Linked DNA regions of Homo sapiens: region 2 is linked to region 1. The links are chromatin loops, found by intact Hi-C in ENCODE. Cell type or tissue: testis. All regions are shown on one strand. Links, peaks and the distances in the headings refer to the core of each region. The heading gives the core; the rest is flanking DNA. Region 1 has its middle 15 kb from the start of NEK6. Region 2 has its middle 99 kb from the start of LHX2.

What was found. A loop is a pair of places that touch in the nucleus more often than their neighbours do. Peaks named below come from ENCODE experiments on the same cell type or tissue, not always from the same donor. Only the 100,000 strongest peaks of a DNase experiment are listed, where the experiment ranks them.
Region 2: a loop joins it to region 1, with 2.4 times the contacts of the local background. A loop is called at or near these places in 15 of 110 quality-filtered maps.

The regions. Positions count from the first base shown.
Region 1 is chr9:124,238,591-124,246,920 of GRCh38, forward strand. No RefSeq gene overlaps it. Among named protein-coding and RNA genes, the nearest start is that of NEK6, 15 kb to the right of the region's middle. RefSeq lists enhancers at 1,134-1,183, 1,314-1,363, 3,929-4,445, 4,446-4,962. In testis, for the core only: no CTCF peak of the experiment used is centred there; a DNase peak (open chromatin) is centred at 4,091; H3K4me3 peaks cover 738 bases; H3K27ac peaks cover 630 bases.
Region 2 is chr9:124,106,498-124,114,827 of GRCh38, forward strand. No RefSeq gene overlaps it. Among named protein-coding and RNA genes, the nearest start is that of LHX2, 99 kb to the left of the region's middle. In testis, for the core only: no CTCF peak of the experiment used is centred there; a DNase peak (open chromatin) is centred at 4,004.

The DNA of each region.
Region 1 (8,330 bases), core at 104-8,103:
TTTTTTTCTTTTCTTTTCTTCTTGGTTTTTGTTTTGTTTTGTTTTGAGACAAGTTCTCACTCTGTCACTCAGGCTGGAGTATAGTGGTGCAATCGCGGCTCACTGCAGCCTCAACCTCCCAGGCACAGGTAATCCTCCCACCTCAGCTTCCTGAATAGCTGAAACCACAGGTGTGTGCCACCACACCCTGCTAATGTTTAAATTATCTGTAGAGACGGAGCCTCACTATGTTGCCCAGGCTGCTCTCAATCTCCTGGGCTCAACTGATGTGTCTGCCTTGGCCTCTTAAAGTGCTGGGATTACAGGCATGAGCCACTGCACCCAGCCCCAAGACATTTTCATTACCCTAAAAGAAAACCCTTTAGTCACAAGTGTGGTTCCAGGTGTGAGCTGGCTTTGTGATCTGTAGAGCTGAGGGTAGAAGCTTCCATTTGAAACGTCTGCTCAGGTGGCTGCTGGAATGTGGCTGGACTTCAGGTAGACTATACCTTAGTTGGCCCTACAGAGGCATCTAAGAAGTTGTCCAGAATTTGAAGTTCTATAAAAGGAGACCCATTTACAATACACGCAAGGGAGCTGACTATTGAAAAGAAGCCAGCAGTGAATCCTTTGGTGTGCCTTTGTGTTGAATAAATTGGAATTTTTATAGATTGGGTTTGCAGCTCAACCAAGTTCTGAAAAGTGTGAGTCCAAACCGCATAGAGGTGAAGGTGGCAGGACTCAAGTTTCTATGGTTTTAAGGGTACAGGGACTTTCTCCTGCGCAATAATCTCATCTAAGAGAAGCCCAGGGCCTCCCACGTGGGCTTGTAGAGGGCAGGCTCCAGACTACAGAGAAAAGGGGAAACTGTGTTTTCCCCGCCCACAGAGACTGAAGGTCAGACCAGATCACGTTAAAGCAAGAAGACTTGGTATTCTTCCCTGGGGAATTTGTAGGTTACCAAGATTGGCAGGGAAGGGGAGGAGGACCAGAGATGTTCTAGAGTGTCACTCGATCCCCATGTATGGAGGGAACATTAACCCTGTGTCACGCACTTGGCACTTGGTACTTATTATTCCATTTAATTTCCCCAGCAATCCCTTCACTCACAGGCAAAGCCTGCAATTACCAACAAGGTAAAGTGGCTGACCAAGGCCACAGGCAAGTCAAGCCCTGGGGCTAGGATTGGAACCCAAATCTCATGGCTCAAGTCTTGAGGCTGACTCCACCAAGCCACTGTGAAGTCCCCCTGAGAGCAACCAAGAGCCAGGCATGTGGGGGGTAACAGGGCTAGAGAGGATGTTCTCAGTGGGCAGTGCTAATGTGACCCTGTGGGAGGGACATTCCTGTCTTCTCTTTTTGGTTTGTCTTGGAAAGTCCCACATCTTTTGCAGAACTGCTTCCTGGTATCCCTATCTGGAATTTACACCAAGGACAGCCAAAGGCCAAGACTGGCTTAGAGGCCTGAGGAGTGGGGATCAGAGAAAAGGGTCAGTCCATCCTGTGCAGCCTTCCCGGCCTGGGCCCCTGTGAGTTGATGGAGGAAATCAGTGGCCATCGTTCCCCTATCCTTATCCTGAGCAGGGGTACTGGAGGCCCTGGGAAAGCCCCCTGAGCTAAGACTGATCTTCCTTGCCCAAAAATAGCTGCCTGGGATTCAAAGAGACTGCATGGGAAGAGGAGGAACTTCAGATTCACACCTGGGTTCAAATCCTGGTTCCATCCCTTACTTGCTGTGTGACCTTGGCCAATGTCCCTCACTTCTCTGCACCTTGGTTTCTCCATCTGTAAAGTGGGATCAACCATCATCCTATGGAAGGGGCCAGTCCACAGGAAACACCTCTCATCAGGGAGTGGGAGCTGTTAGGAGGTTTCTCAGCATTCCTCTAGCTTCTAGAAGCCCCCTTCCAAGGAGTAAAACCTGTGCCTAAAGTGCTAGTGCTCTGGCCTAGGCACTGGCTTGGCCCTGGGGAGCTACCATGATGGACCAGTTATGGTCCCTGCCCTTCCGGAGCACAAAGTCTAGGGAGGAGGACAGAGCCTAAGCAGGCAGAGCCACACGTGGGATAGGGCTGCAGCAAAGGGACACACAGGGGCCCCAAAAGGGAAGGAGGATCCTGCCTGGGGTCAGGGAAGACTCCACAGGGACAGAGACTGGGGGCGAGAGTTTAAATCTTTAATAACCTGTTTGTCACAGTCACTGACCAATCAGAAAGGACACTGGCTGTAAACAATCCACAGCACCCACCAGTGTCTACCAGCTGATGATGAATGCCCTGGGAAGGGGCATTGATTGGGGTGCTGGCGGATGAATAAGAGTTCTTTCGACAAGTGGGAAGAAAGGGCACCCCAGGCAAAGGGAGCACTACGTGCTCAATCCTGGTGACAGGAAAAACCACGGCTGGAGCATAAGATGTGTTGGGGGAAGGTGGGGCATGAGAGCAGAGAGGGTCTCGAATGCCACTACATTTGGGAGACACGGTTAGGACTTCTCTGATGTGGCACTCCACACTGGTGACCCAGTTGAACAGGCACTGCAGTGAGAGTTTTCAGGGTCTGGACACGCCTCCTCTCCCAGGTCCACGACATCTACATGGGGCAGAGCTCTTACTAGGGGTCCAGGCTCAGGCTCCATTCTCTTGGGAGAGGGGCTGGCAAGGTGGGTCAGGAAGAGAGGCTCAGCCAAGGGGCTCTAGAGAGCCTTTTGAGTGGGGAAACTGAGGCCAATGCTCAGATGTATGAGTGGGATCAAATCAGTGGGAGGTGGAGACACTGGTGACCTGAGCTTCCCTGAGCTTCCCTGGCTTTGAGTCCTCCCCCTAGAGTGGCACTGAGGCCTCCTGTTAGCTCAGGAAAAACTCAGGGATGTTTTAAGGGTCAAGTTCTAGCACCAGCTCTGCTGCTGATGAGCTGTGACCTTGAGCAAGGCACAGACCCCTCTGGGCATGGGGACCCTGTTGATTGCTTCCTTGGAAATGGAAGATGTCCCAGGCTGATCCTGTTCTGCCAGCCTCCCTGACCTGGCATCATGGAGAATGTGAGGGCTTCAGATTCAGGCAGAGCTGAGTTTGAATCTCTGCTTTGGAAATGGACTGGGTGTTTGACTTGGACCAAGTGCTAAGCTCTGGGCCTTTATTTCCCCATCTACAAAACAAGGAATTGATTGGTGAGATTAGCGTTGAATGGAATAAATGAAAAACTCTGGTGGGGGGGGGCAGCTGGGCACAGTGACTCGCGCCTGTAATCCCAGCACTTTGGGAGGCCGAGGTGGGTGGATCACCTGAGGTCAGGAGTCCAAGACCAGCGTGGGCAACACGGCGAAACCCCGTCTCTACTAAAAATACAAAAATTAGCTGGGCATGGTGGTGCATGTCTGTAATCTCAGCTACTCAGGAGGCTGAACCAGGAGAATCACTTGAACCCAGGAGGCGGAGGCTGCAGTGAGCCGAGATCGTGCCATTGCACTTCAGCCTGTGTGACAAGAGTGAAACGCCTCTCGAAAATAAAAAATAAAAAAAAATAAAAAAGAAAGAAAAGAAAAAGAAAAAACTCTGGGGACTGGAGACAAAATAGTAAAAGGAGGTGGTAGAGAGCCTTGCTTCCGCCCTCACCTCCTATGAGGTGCCCTCTGCTTGCAGAATCTCTCAGCAGCCGGACTTTTGCAGAAGCTGCAGGTCAGTGGTGAGTGAGGAGGAAGGCTGTATCATTGATTGTTCTCCCAGGACACTTTGAGCATGAAAGGGGGCACCGTTAGTAATAAACAGCCATAAACCTGGGCTGTCCTAAGGAAACCAGAGTTTATGATGCCCCTGGTGATGAGTGGAGATTCAGAAATTGAAATGGAGAGGCGGAAGCGGGACACGATTGAGGAGGGATGTGAGCAGGTGCCAGGAGGCGCAATCTTTGGAGAGAGGGTGTGGTGCCCAAGCAGGCTTTGGGAGGCTTTTCTGCGGGAGGTACCGATTCGCTCCCCTCTTCTGGGTCCCAGGTGAACTTCAGGAAAGAGCAGCTTTGCTTTGCAGCAGTTTGGGAGCTGGATTGGGGCTGGATACGTTTTGTAACCTTATGCCTCTGCACGCTGGTTGGCTGCTTCACTTTTTTCTTGGTTATAACTTCCTGCAGAGACTGGTCTTCGGCTGGGAGCAGGAAGGCACTCTTAGAGTTGGGTTAGGAAAGTAAAGGCGCTTTTCCGATGCCTAGAAGGCAGTAGCTGCTTAGTAAACGTTCATCCCCTGCCATCTTAACCAGCAAGCGCCTTTGCTCTGGGACCCTGGTCCACGGTTGCTTCAAGCCCCCAGAGGAACCGCTGCCTTCATACTCCTCCAGATGGTCTAAGCCCTCCTGCCTCCCACCCCTCCCACACACGAATGCAGGAAGTCCTCTGAGAGCCTGCTGGATCAGTTTCCTTTCCGCTTCCTTTCTCTTCCTCTCCGGTGAGGGCTGGGACGCAGCTGGCGGAGTTGGGGGGGGTTCTCCCCCAGACTGCTTCTCTGCACAGCCTCCTTAACGCGTCACTCACAGGGCCTGCATTCCTCCAACTTTAATGCCTCCTCTGGGAACACAGGCTTCCAGAAACCTGAGATGACCAACCAGCCGGTGCAGGCCAGAGGGAGAAGGGCCCAGACGGTGAGGGGGAGAGTGAGGGGCTTGACTTCTGCCTTTGCTGAAAAGAGAAACCGCAGGCCTCCCCCTCCCCTTTCAGCTTATGGGACTTCTAGACCAGGGAGCAAAAAGCACTGGCTCTTGCCAAACCCACTTAGGGAGATGGAAAAGGAAAGATGGCACGATAGTTTGTAAAGGTGGAAGATCTTTTGTCACATACACCAGGTACAAAGGTTTTCATACTGGGACCCTTTACTGTCCCTTTAGGCTTCTAGAACAATAGGGCAGACTACTAGCAGAACCAAAAACAGAGAGGTGAACTAGGATTAAGTAATGGCTCCCAACAACTGCCTTGCAACTCCCAAATATTTAATAAGCAGCTCTTATTTAATAATCAGCTCCTGCCAGCCAATGTACCCCAGCTCTAGCATACCACTGGTCCTATCTATCCCCCTCTCAGGCCCTGATCACCTGAGGTAGGGAGTTTGAGACCAGCCTGGCCAACATGGTGAAACCCTGTCTCTACTAAAAATACAAAATTAGCTGGGAGTGATGGCGGGCGTCTGTAATCCCAGCTACTCAGGAGGCTGAGGCAGGAGAATCCCTTGAACCCGGGAGGCGGAGGTTGCAATGAGCCAAGATCGTGCCATTGCACTCCGGCCTGGGCGACAGAGCAAGACTCCGTCTCAAAAAAAAAAAAAAAAAAAGAATCCTGGCCACACAGCCATGAAGTAGAGGTTCAAACCCAGGCTGGTTTCACAGTATCACATCACCTCCCAAGTGTATATGGCCACGTACAGTTGGAAGCATCGCCACTCCTGCACCCTTCTCCCTGGTTAACTAGTGAAATTCTTCCCTTGGGGATTTTATTCATTCCATTGATGTAAGCCCGTCCCCACTTCACTACACTCTTGCAGTCTTAAAATTATGGCTCACTAGGCCCAAAAGGATCTTTAGAAATTAATTTGTCCAATTCTTTTCCCTATGGATGGGGAAATCGAGGTTCAGAAAGAAGACAAAACTTGCTTGTATCAGCCCTAGATCTCCTGAGGCAGAGTGCTTCAGTGCAAAGGGTCTTATCAGACAGACCTGGCCTCGAGTCCTGACTCTGACATTTACTTTCTGGGCCACCTTGGCTAGCAGACATTACTTTGCTGTTGTTGTTCTTTGTGGTATTTTTCTGAGACAAGGTCTTGTTCTGTCACCGAGGCTGGAGTGCAGTGGCATGATCACAGCTCACTGCAGCCTCTACCTCCTGGGCTCAAGCAATCCTTCCACCTCAGCCTCCCGAGTAGCAGGAACTATAGGTGTGCACCCCCATGCCTGGCTGATTTTTATGTTTTTCGTAGAGATGGGGCCTCATTATGTTGCCCAGGCTGGTCTCAAACCCCTGGGCTCAAGCAATTCTCCCACCTCAGCCTCCTCCCAAAGTGCTGGGATTACAGGTGTGAGCCACCACGCCCAGTCAAAGTCACTTTTTAATTTTTATTATTTATTTATTTATTTATTTTTGATGGAGTCTCACTCTGTTGCCCAGACTGGAGGGCAGTGGCAAAACCTCGGCTCATGGCAACCTCCGCTTCCCAGGTTCAAGTTGTTCTCCTGCCTCAGCTTCGCAAGTAGCTGGGATTACAGGCACCCGCCACCGTGTCCAGCTAATTGTTGTATTTTTAATAGGGACGGGGTTTTGCCATGTTGGCCAGGCTGGTCTCAAACTCCTGGCCTCAGGCGATCCACCCGCCTCGGTCTCCCAAAGTGCTGAGATTAGAGGTGTGAGCCACCGTGCCTGGCCTATGCTACTTTTTTGAGCCTCAGTTTCCTCATCTATTAAGTGGAGATCATAATACCTTCACTGACGGGTTGTTGTAAATATTCAAAGAGGTCCCAGGTTGGGATGCAGCAGCCTCATTCCTGGCACGCAGTGAGTGCTCAGTGCAGGCAGCCTTCCTTCTCCCCAGCAAAGGAAAATGGAATCTTAAGGCTCTGAGACCAGGGTCATTCCTTTATGGAGCCTGAGAGGGGGATAGATAGGACCAGTGAGTGGTATGCTAGAACTGGTGTGCATTGGTGGGCAGGAGCTGATTACTAAATAAGAGCTGCTTATTAAATATTTGGGAGTTGTTTTTGGGAGCTTTATACCAGCCATGGTAGGAGTATTTTACACCACAGAAATCAGCAAACTCTACAAATGAAGGATTTTATTTTTTATTTTGTATTTATTTTATTTATTTATTTATCTGTTTTTAAGATGGAGTCTCTGCTGCCCAGGCTGGAGTGCAGTGGTACAATCTCAGCTTACTGCAACCTCCACCTCCCAGATTCAAGTGATTCTCCTTCCTCGGCCTCCCAAGTAGCTGGGATTACAAGCATGTGCCACCACACCCAGCTAATTTTTGTACATATATATTTTTTTCAGTGGAGATGGGGTTTCACCATATTGGCCAGGCTGGTCTTGAACTCCTGACCTCAAGTGACAGTTTTTTTTTTTTTAAATAAAGGCCTATATGGCCGAGCACGGTGGCTCACGCCTGTCATACCAACAGTTTGGGAGGCCAAGGCGGGTGGATCACTTGAGGCCAGCAGTTTGAGACCAGCCTGGCCAACATGGCGAAACCTCGTCTCTACTAAAACTACAAAAATTAGCTGAGTGTGGTGGTGCATGCCTGTAATTCCAGCCACTAGGGAGGCTGAAGCAAGAGAATCACTTGAACCCAAGAGATGGATCAGTGAGCTGAGATTGTGCCAGTGCACTGCAGCCTGGGTGATGGAGTGAGAGTATCTCAAAATAAATAAAAATAAATAAATACATAAAAGCCTATAGTGTGGAATTTTTATTTTATTTATTTATTTTTTGAGACGGAGTCTTGCTCTGTCACCCAGGCTGGGGTGCAGTGGTACGATCTCGGCTCACTGCAAGCTCCACCTCCCAGGTTCATGCCATTCTCCTGCCTCAGCCTCTGGAGTAGCTGGGACTACAGGCGCCCGCCACCATGCCCAGCTAATTTTTTGTATTTTTAGTAGAGACGGGGTTTCACCGTGTTAGCCAGGATGGTCTCGATCTCCTGACCTCGTGATCCGCCCACCTCGACCTCCCAAAATGCTGGGATTACAGGTGTAAGCCACCGTGCCTGGCCTATGATATGGAATTTTTCAGTGGTAAGAAGTGATAGAGGGGATCATTATGGTAGTCAACCAAAAAAAAAAAATTACAATGTATAAATTTGGAAAAGGAGAGGAGACTTTGTTTCTTATAAAGAGTTACAGCCTGCAAAGGGGCCATCCCACAAGCAGGGAAATGTGTCTTTGGATAAGACCAGAGACTGTTACTTCGAAGGAGGAGGGGTTGGGGTAGATGCTTGATGCTAAACAGGTTGCCTAAAAACACATATATTTAACAGGTTACAAAAGAATATTTATGAAGGTGGTCATGACACATGTGAATTGAACAAACAGGTATGTAACATAGGACCCATGTTCATTTCGGGATGGAGACTTAACAGTTAAATGTATTATAATTAGGCCCTATAAGTCAAAAGGTCTTTTCGGGACACAAGGCACACAAGTGTACCATCTCCATAAACCTACCAGGGCCCGTCTACAGTCGGTGGTCTTTTTATCAGGAGAAAGTTACTGAAGTTAGTCTCTTGTCTAGTGAAAGTTGTAGTTGTGGTTGGTGGACCAGTAAGTCAGTATTTGTGAGTTGGATGAATTGCAATTGTTTTAATATTAATGTTATTTTGAGGCCGGTG
Region 2 (8,330 bases), core at 161-8,160, 130 kb before region 1:
GGCTGCACTAGCCACCTTTCCTGGCCTCTGACAGTCCCCTGCACCGCCCTCCCTGCCTCAGTGGTCAAGCTGGGTTTGAAGGGCTGTTTTTTATGTTTCCACTTCCTTCATTAGAGTGTGAGGTTTTTGAGTTCAGACCCACCCTGGATCTCTCTGTGCGCCCAGCACAGGCCTGGCACACAGTAGGCATTTAAGACATGTCTGAGGAGAGGCGAAAGAACTAAAAGGAGGCAGGGAAGAGACAGGTTGGTGATGAATTTCTTCCTGTTGCCAAAGCCTCTCTGCCTCTTACTATCTTCTGAAACAACACCCTGGGGTGGATTAAATGACAAACTGCCCAGAACTGTGAAATCTTTCCTGCTCCACAGCCAAGGGTGAGAGTTCCTTCTGGCTTTTTCTTTTCTTTTCTTTTCTTCTCCTTCCTTCCTTCCTTCCTTCCTTTCTCTCTCTCTCCCTTTCTTTCTTTCTTTCTTTCTTTCTTTCTTTCTTTCTTTCTTTCTTTCTTTCTTTCTTTCTTCTTTCTTTCTTTTTGACAGAGTCTTGTACTGGAGTGCAGTGGAGTGATCTTGGCTCACTGCAACCTCCGCCTCCTGGGTCCAAGCGATTCTCCTGCCTCAGCCTCCCAAGTAGTTGGGACTATAGACATGTGCCACCAAACCTGGCTAATTTTTTTTGTATTTTAGTAGAGATGGTGTTTCACCATGTTGCCCAGGCTGGTCTCGAACTCCTGAATTCAGGCAATCCACCCACCTCGGCCTCCCAAAGTACTAGGATTACAGGCATGAGCCACTGTGCCTGGACCCTTCTGGCTTTTTCTAGAGGCAACTCACTGTGTCTTGGGAAACACAGGCCACGGAGACCCATTGGAGTTCATTCTGGCCACCTTGGCCAGCTGGCTTTGTGAGCCTGGTTTGCAGCTCGCTTCACTATAAGCATTCATTTCCCTAAGGCAAATGGACATCATGGCCCCTGCCCTGTTATGGGAACCAGATAAAACAATGAGCGGCTACGTGCTTTGAAAAAACTCTGCTCTGTTCTAACGAAGGGAGTATATGATGTTATGTTATGTTATGTTATGTTATTGTTACAGAATTCTAAATGGTGACATAGAAATTATTTCCCTTGAGTATAGTACATATTGCTGCTAAATAATAGAACTTGCCTGATTGGTATGGGGGGTGGGGTTTGTGAATTAGTGATAAGTCAGAATTATGGGACATTGCAAAAATTTTATTGCTTTCAAATTAATGCAAAATAATGACTAGCCCTGTATTGTTGAGACACAGTCCCTTAGGAGGGTTGCTTTAATGAACAGATAAGAATCACTGGTGGCCGGGCGCAGTGGCTCACGTTTGTAATCCCAGCACTTTGGGAGGCCGAGTGGGGCAGATCACCTGAGGTTGGGAGTTCGAGACCTGCCTGACCAACATGGAGAAACCCCGTCTCTACTAAAAATACAAAATTAGCCGGCCATGGTGGCACATGCCTGTAATCCCAGCTACTCGGGAGGCTGAGGCAGGAGAATCGCTTGAATCCCGGAGGCAGAAGTTGCGGTGAGCCGAGATTGTGCCATTGCACTCCAGCCTGGGCAATGAGAGCAAAACCTCATCTCAAAAAAAAAAAAAAAGAGAGAGAGAGAGAGAATCGTTGGTGATTGGGCACTCTGGGCACTCGCTGTAAACAAGGGGTTCAAACCAAGTGGTTTTTAAAATCCTGGAAAACTTTTTCTTTTAAAAGCTAATCATCTTTTCAGTATTATTGGTGTGCTTGGCCAAACTTTCCATAATCCCTCACCTGAGTCAGATTGTGGGAAATTCTGAGCAAGCAGGATTTGGAATCACTGAAGCATGGTTATTCCTAAAACAACAGGCGGGGGGTGCGGCTCAGAGTGGCAGGTGCTAGCAGTCAGCAACCTCTTGAATTGCCCAGGAGCCCCACGCCTGCAGATGGCTGAAGAGTTGACATCCTGTCCAACAGCTGCACCCCCGCCACACACATACACAGTCGTACACACACCGCCATTTCTCATTTGCACAAATTGTTGCATACCCAGTTACATGTTCACTTTCATGAAAGTCACAGTCATGTGACACACCTATTCCCACACTCACAGGAATACATGCACACAATCTTACGCATGCACACATACACACGCACACATACACACACACACATACACCCACAACGTAAGGACAACCACAGAGGCTGAACATTCCACTGAGAATCCCAACCTAAGATATGAGATAAAGATTCCCAGAGACCTGGCCTCAGCAACAACAGGACATGCTCCCTGTATGTCTTCCCCCTATACATGAGGTACACTAGGTGGGCTCCAAATGCAGGTGTTTACTCTGCTTCCAAAGAGGGGACAGTAGCTTGAGGTATGACCCTCTAATCTCCAGCTTGTCAGAGAGGAGGCAGAGCATCCCTAGAAAAGGACAGCAGAAATAAAAATCAGGAAAGGACAGTGGAAATAAAAACCAGGAAACTGAGAACAACAATAATGGCTAATCAGTGATGGACATTTGCCATTGCATCTGTGCTAAGACCTTTCTCCTTGCAACAGCATCACAAGGATGGGGATACTATCATCATCATTTTACTGATGAGAAAACTGAGGCTAGACAGGTTCAATAACATGCTGAAAGAGCAGCAACGAGTCAGCACTGATCCAGCATTCAAACCCAAACTGTTTGAGATTCAGAAGAGCTGGCCTCAAATCAAACCGGAGTTGCTGAGGTACAGCAGTCCATGGGAGTGGGAGAGAAGCCAGGCCTCATGGGAGAGCCCCCAGCATTAAGGAGCCTGCAGCTGACTTCATAGGAAGACACAAAATAGTTGGTGTCTCCCTTTTGAGAGGCTCAGATGCTTGACATGATAATAGCTACCACTTTATGAAGGATTTACTGGGATATTGTTGACACTGTAGGAGCAACCCCTCCTTTGGTTCTCCTGATAGCCCTATAGATGAGGTACAGTTATTAACCTCACTGTGTAGGTGAGAAAACTGAGGCTTGGCCAGGCGCGATGTCTCACACCTGTGATCCTAGCATTTCGGGAGGACGAGGCAGGTGGATTGCCTGAGCTCAGGAGTTTGAAACCAGCCTGGGAAACACGGTGAAACCCTGTCTCTACTAAAATACAAGAAAATTAGCTGGGCATGGTGGCATGCACCTGTAATCCCAGTTACTTGGGAGGCTGAGGCAGGAGAATTGCTTGAACCCAGGAGGCGGAGGTTGCAGTGAGCCGAGATCGCACCATTGCACTCCAGCCTGCGTGACACAGCAAGACTCTGTCTCAAAAGAAGTTGCTGAAGTCACTGAACTAGTGAGTGACAGAGCTGGGATACAAATGCAGGAATTCAAGTCCAACTGGGATTCAAATCCAACTCTAAGTTCCATGCTCGTTTTCTTCTGTGTGCGTCCTGACTCATCCTGCTGGAAGATGTGCTGAGAATCACGGCAGCTCTAACCACCTCCCTGCCTGGAGTAATGGGTAGGAGCTGAGAGATGTAGGAACCCTGCTGCTTATCCCATCCCTTCCTGCTACAGATTACCAGAAATGAAGAGGAAGAAGAGGCAGCAAGAATGTTTCATGTGCTGTTGACAATACTTAGATTTCTGGACAATGGTTTATGAGACTGGAGTGATGGGAGGGCTTGGTTAACAATCAGTGGTCAATAAATATCACTGTGTTTTGTCCTTGTTTTTAATATAACTATACTTACTGAGCTCAGTCTCTTGGACCCAACACAAAGGGCATTCAATGAAATATACAGGAGGAAAATGAACAAATCTACCACCACAGGAAGGATAGCCTTCATTCTACAACTGTATTTTGAGCTTATTGACAAATGTCTAAGAGAAAATTGTGAAAGTAGCATGCACACCACCCCCCTTGATCTCGGAGACGTCTGAGAACGTCACAGAGGCCGATGAACTTGGAGACACGGGGAAGAATGGTAGAGATTGTAATCCTTTATCAGCACCGCGGACAGCATCCAGGCAGGGACCGGGGAGCTGTCCTGGGTGCTAGTGCTAACTGCTGGTAGAGGCAGACACTGATCAAGCTTGTCTGCTGTATGCCAGGCACCATTCCAATGCTGTGCATATATCATATCATTTAGTGTGCCCAATGAATTTGCAACATAGGCATCCTTTACCCCATTGATATGGTTTGGCTGTGTCCCCACTCAAATCTCATCTTGAATTGTAGCTCCCATAATTCCCATGTGTCATGGGAGGGACCCAATGGGAGGTAATTGAATCATGGTGGCAGGTCTTTCTCGTGCTGTTCTCATGATAGCGAATGAGTCTCACGAGATCTGACGGTTTTATAAAGGGGAGTTCCCCTATACAAGCTCTCTCTCTTTGCCTGCCACCACGTAAGACGTCGCTTTGCTCTCTCTTGCCTTCCGCCATAATTGTGAGGCCTCCGCACCCATGTGGAACTGTGAGTCCATTAAACCGCTTTCTTTTATAAATTACCCAGTATCTGGTATGTCTTTATTAGCAGCATGAAAGTGGACTAATCCACCCATTTTGCAGATTCAGAGACTGAAGATCGGTGATACAGAGCATCTTGTCCAAGTGCACGTGGCAGTAGAGCTGGAACTTGAATCTGGAATTATCTGGCTAGTGATCTAGCTCTTCTTCCATGCTGTCTCCACACATCTTCAAAGTCGTCCCACCTCACATTCTCAGCAGGGTGAGGAATCCACCCAGGATCACTCTAGGACAATAATCAAACACAAGTGATATTGAGCCAAGTCCAGTGATGGGCTGATTTGTAGGCCTCTGTCAGTACTGGGAGTGGGAAACTGGAAAATTGAGTGTCTTGTTCACTTCCAGCCACATGCCTGCCTTCAAAGCATGGCCAAGACTTTGGTTGGGGGAGATGGTGGCAGCCCTAGCTGAGAAAGAGGAGGAGGTGTCACACAGGCCACCTAAGATGGAGCCAGAGAGGTCTCCACCCATAGGCTCTGGTCACCCATCCTGGAGCCCTTTCGGAGCAGTACAGGTTATGGGGCATCAGTGGCCTCCATCCCCCTCCTCCAGGGGAGCAGCCCAATTGATGTCTAACAGCACCTGCTCCCTGGGCTCACTGCCGAGCCCACCCCCTGCTGTGGGCAAGATGGATCTGAAGAGTGGGGCTGAGGCCCCATTTAGAAGATCCTTGAATTGTAAACTAAAGAATTTATATTTTTTCCCACAGAAAATATGGAACTACCTAAAAAATCACTATCCATTTTTAGAACCTTTACTAAGAGCCAAGCATGGTGCTTGGCCATTTCCACCCATTTTCTCATTTAGTCTTTATTACAACCTTATTACTGCCTTGAGGTGGTTACATCATCCCATTCTGACATGTGAAGACCCAGATAGGGGAAAGGACTTAACCAAGGCCACGGAGCTGGTAACGGGGCAGAGCTAGGATGAAAATATGGTCTGTATAATCCCTGATCCTGCACTCATTCTCTCCTGACCAGAAGTCTGTCGCCCCTTGGAGGGCCAAGGATCTAGGGCTCAGGTGAAGGCCTGAGCTGCAGGCTGGGCAGAAGCCCGGCAGGGAGTTCCTTCTGTTTCATTAAGGGTGGAGTCACCATGCTCGCAGCCATAAACCTGCCTCACAGAGAAATTATCTGGGACTTAAAAAACTCAGTGGCATTTTCTGGGATTCTGAGATTTATCTGGAGCTGTCTACACAGATGTGGGAGACTCTGGACTCTCAGGAAGGGGGCTGGAGCTGAGAGTGGCATGAAGCAAAGTCAATAGTGCCATGGAGATCAGAGGAGCAGAGATTCACTCCCACCGAAGGGAATCTGGCCTCAAAGTTTTTGAGTCTCCCTTTCCCAGGCCCCTCAGTCTCTCTAGTTCTCCGTGCCTCTCCCAGGTCCTGGGACCATCCTGCCAAGCTACTTTTCCAGTTACTCCCAGAGGAACTTTTTTTGTGGCCAGCTCTGGACAAGTCATATCCTTGCTTTAAAAAGTCACCTCTGCAAGGCCAAGCACGGCGGCTCACACCTATAATCGCAGCACTTTGGGAGGCTGAGGCGGGTGGATTATGAGGTCAGGAGATCGAGACCATCCTGGCTAACACAGTGAAACCCCGTCCCTACTAAAAATACAAAAAATGAGCCGGGCGTGGTGGCGAGTGCCTGTAGTCCCAGCTACTCGGGAGGCTGAGGCAGGAGAATGGCATGAACCTGAAAGGTGGAGCTTGCAGTGAGCTGAGATCGCGCCACTGTACTCCAGCCTGGGCGACAGAGCGAGACTCAGTATCAAAAAAAAAAAAAAAAAAAAAAAAAAAAAAAAAAAAAAAAAATCACCTCTGCAAATCTTGATTTCCTCATTTGAAGAATGGGATTAGGAATATCCACCCAGCAGTGCCATTGACCTGGTTCATGAGGGCAAGCATGGCCAGTGAGTTGGCCAAACAAGCCCTGGGCTGCCAGGGGCCCCAGAGTAGTGAGCCAGTGTCTTGAGGTCTGAGACAGCATCAGTGGCTGTGCTTCATGTTCTGGGGGCTGCTGTGGCAGCTGCCCTGGGCCTTTGTAGTTCTGAGCTCACCCCTACCCCCCTAGAAAGGCCCAGTCTTGCAGAGCACAAAGCAGCCCCTAATCAAGAGTTTTGATCACTACAATCCTTTTTGTTCCCCTTCCATCCAAATTAATCAATTGCAAGTCCCTGAAGATGTTATTGTCTCTCACTTCTGGGAATTTGTACATGCTGCCCTCTGGCTACAGCTCTCTTCTTGTCTGAATTGCCTGAACAATTCCTGTTCAACCTTTAGGTTAAGAGCCCAGTGGAGACACCCCTACCCTCAGGAAGCCTTCCTTGACCCCCAGGCTGGAGAAGTAGGGATTGCTGCTCTGTGCTCCACGTGCATTGCCGTGCGGGATGTCTTGGGGGAGGGATAAAAGGAACATGAGGCAGGAGAGGTGGGGGTGGGGGGCACCACCTCCATAATCCACACCTGTGGCTGCAGAGGGAGCTAGGAGCAGCAAGAGGCATGAACCAGGGCTGGGGAGCACCACTGTGCTGGCCACCTGGAGGTTTCCTGAGCTCAGCCTCTGCTGGAAGGGGCCCAGGTGTGGCGCTTTGTGATGCCAGCCCCGAGGGTGGCTCTGCATAACTGCTGCATGGGAGCAGGAGGCAGCAGCCTGTCCCTGGAGGATCTGAGCCATCAGCTGGCAGGGATCAACACAGCACTGCCCAACCCCAAGCTCTTACCTGCTAAGAGGGGACAGGGCAGGCAGAGAGGGGAGGGAAGTCTGTGCCAAGTCTCAGATCTAAGTCTAGGACCTAGCTCTGCACATTCGTATCAGTAAACCCAGTGTATGCAACTGCATGTGGTCTACATTACTACATGTGTCTCTGAGTCTGGTAATATCAGACTATGTGTTTATGTGTATATGTGTGTCTTTATGTCTCTGTGCACAAGTATGCCATCAGGGGTGTCCCTGTGCATCCATGTGCCTACACGTGTATATCAATGTGTCAGTACATGTGATTGCTGTGTAAATTCACAGGCATGTGATGTATGCAATTGTGTGTTAACAAATAGTGTATGCACTCTGGCCTTCTACTTACACCCACTGGGGTTCAAATCCCAGCTCAGCTACTTCCCAGCTCTTTGGCCTTGGGCAAGTCACTTCACTTCGCTGAGCCTTATTTTCCTCATCTGTAAAATGGGAATGAAAATTATAATGCCCATCCTGATTGATTTTTGTAAAAGGATTAAATAGAGCAATGTACTGTTTTTAGAATACTTAACACAGTGGCTGGTCTATCAGAAACAATAAATACCGCATTTATGATTTGTTTTGTGTGTGTTTGTGGTATGTGGATATGTGGTTGTCTATGGATTTATATGCCTATCTAAGATGTGTTTATGAGCCAGTCTGGGGTTAAGTGCATAGTCTGGTGCATTTATGCATAAGCACATGTGTGTCAGCATGGGCATATGTCTTTATTTCAGCTTTTTTTTTTTTTAACTTTTCATGATCCTCTGAAAGCTCAGGGTCCTGGGCAGCCATGACAAATGAGATTGAAGCTCCCAACACTATTTAAAACCTCCTCTGCTGATTCTTGGTCTTTGAAAACAGACAATTATTCTCTTAAAAAAAATCAAATTTGGACTTACCTGGAACACAGACACACGCACCCCAACTGCCCCCCACCCACCCAGGTAACATATATGGTGCACATGCATGCACATACATGTGAACACACATGTTGGCACCCATGATCATCCATGGCTCACTTGTGTATCCCCAGTCTTCAGCCCAGGAGCCAACGCAAGGTGAGCAACACTTAGTTCTTCTTGAC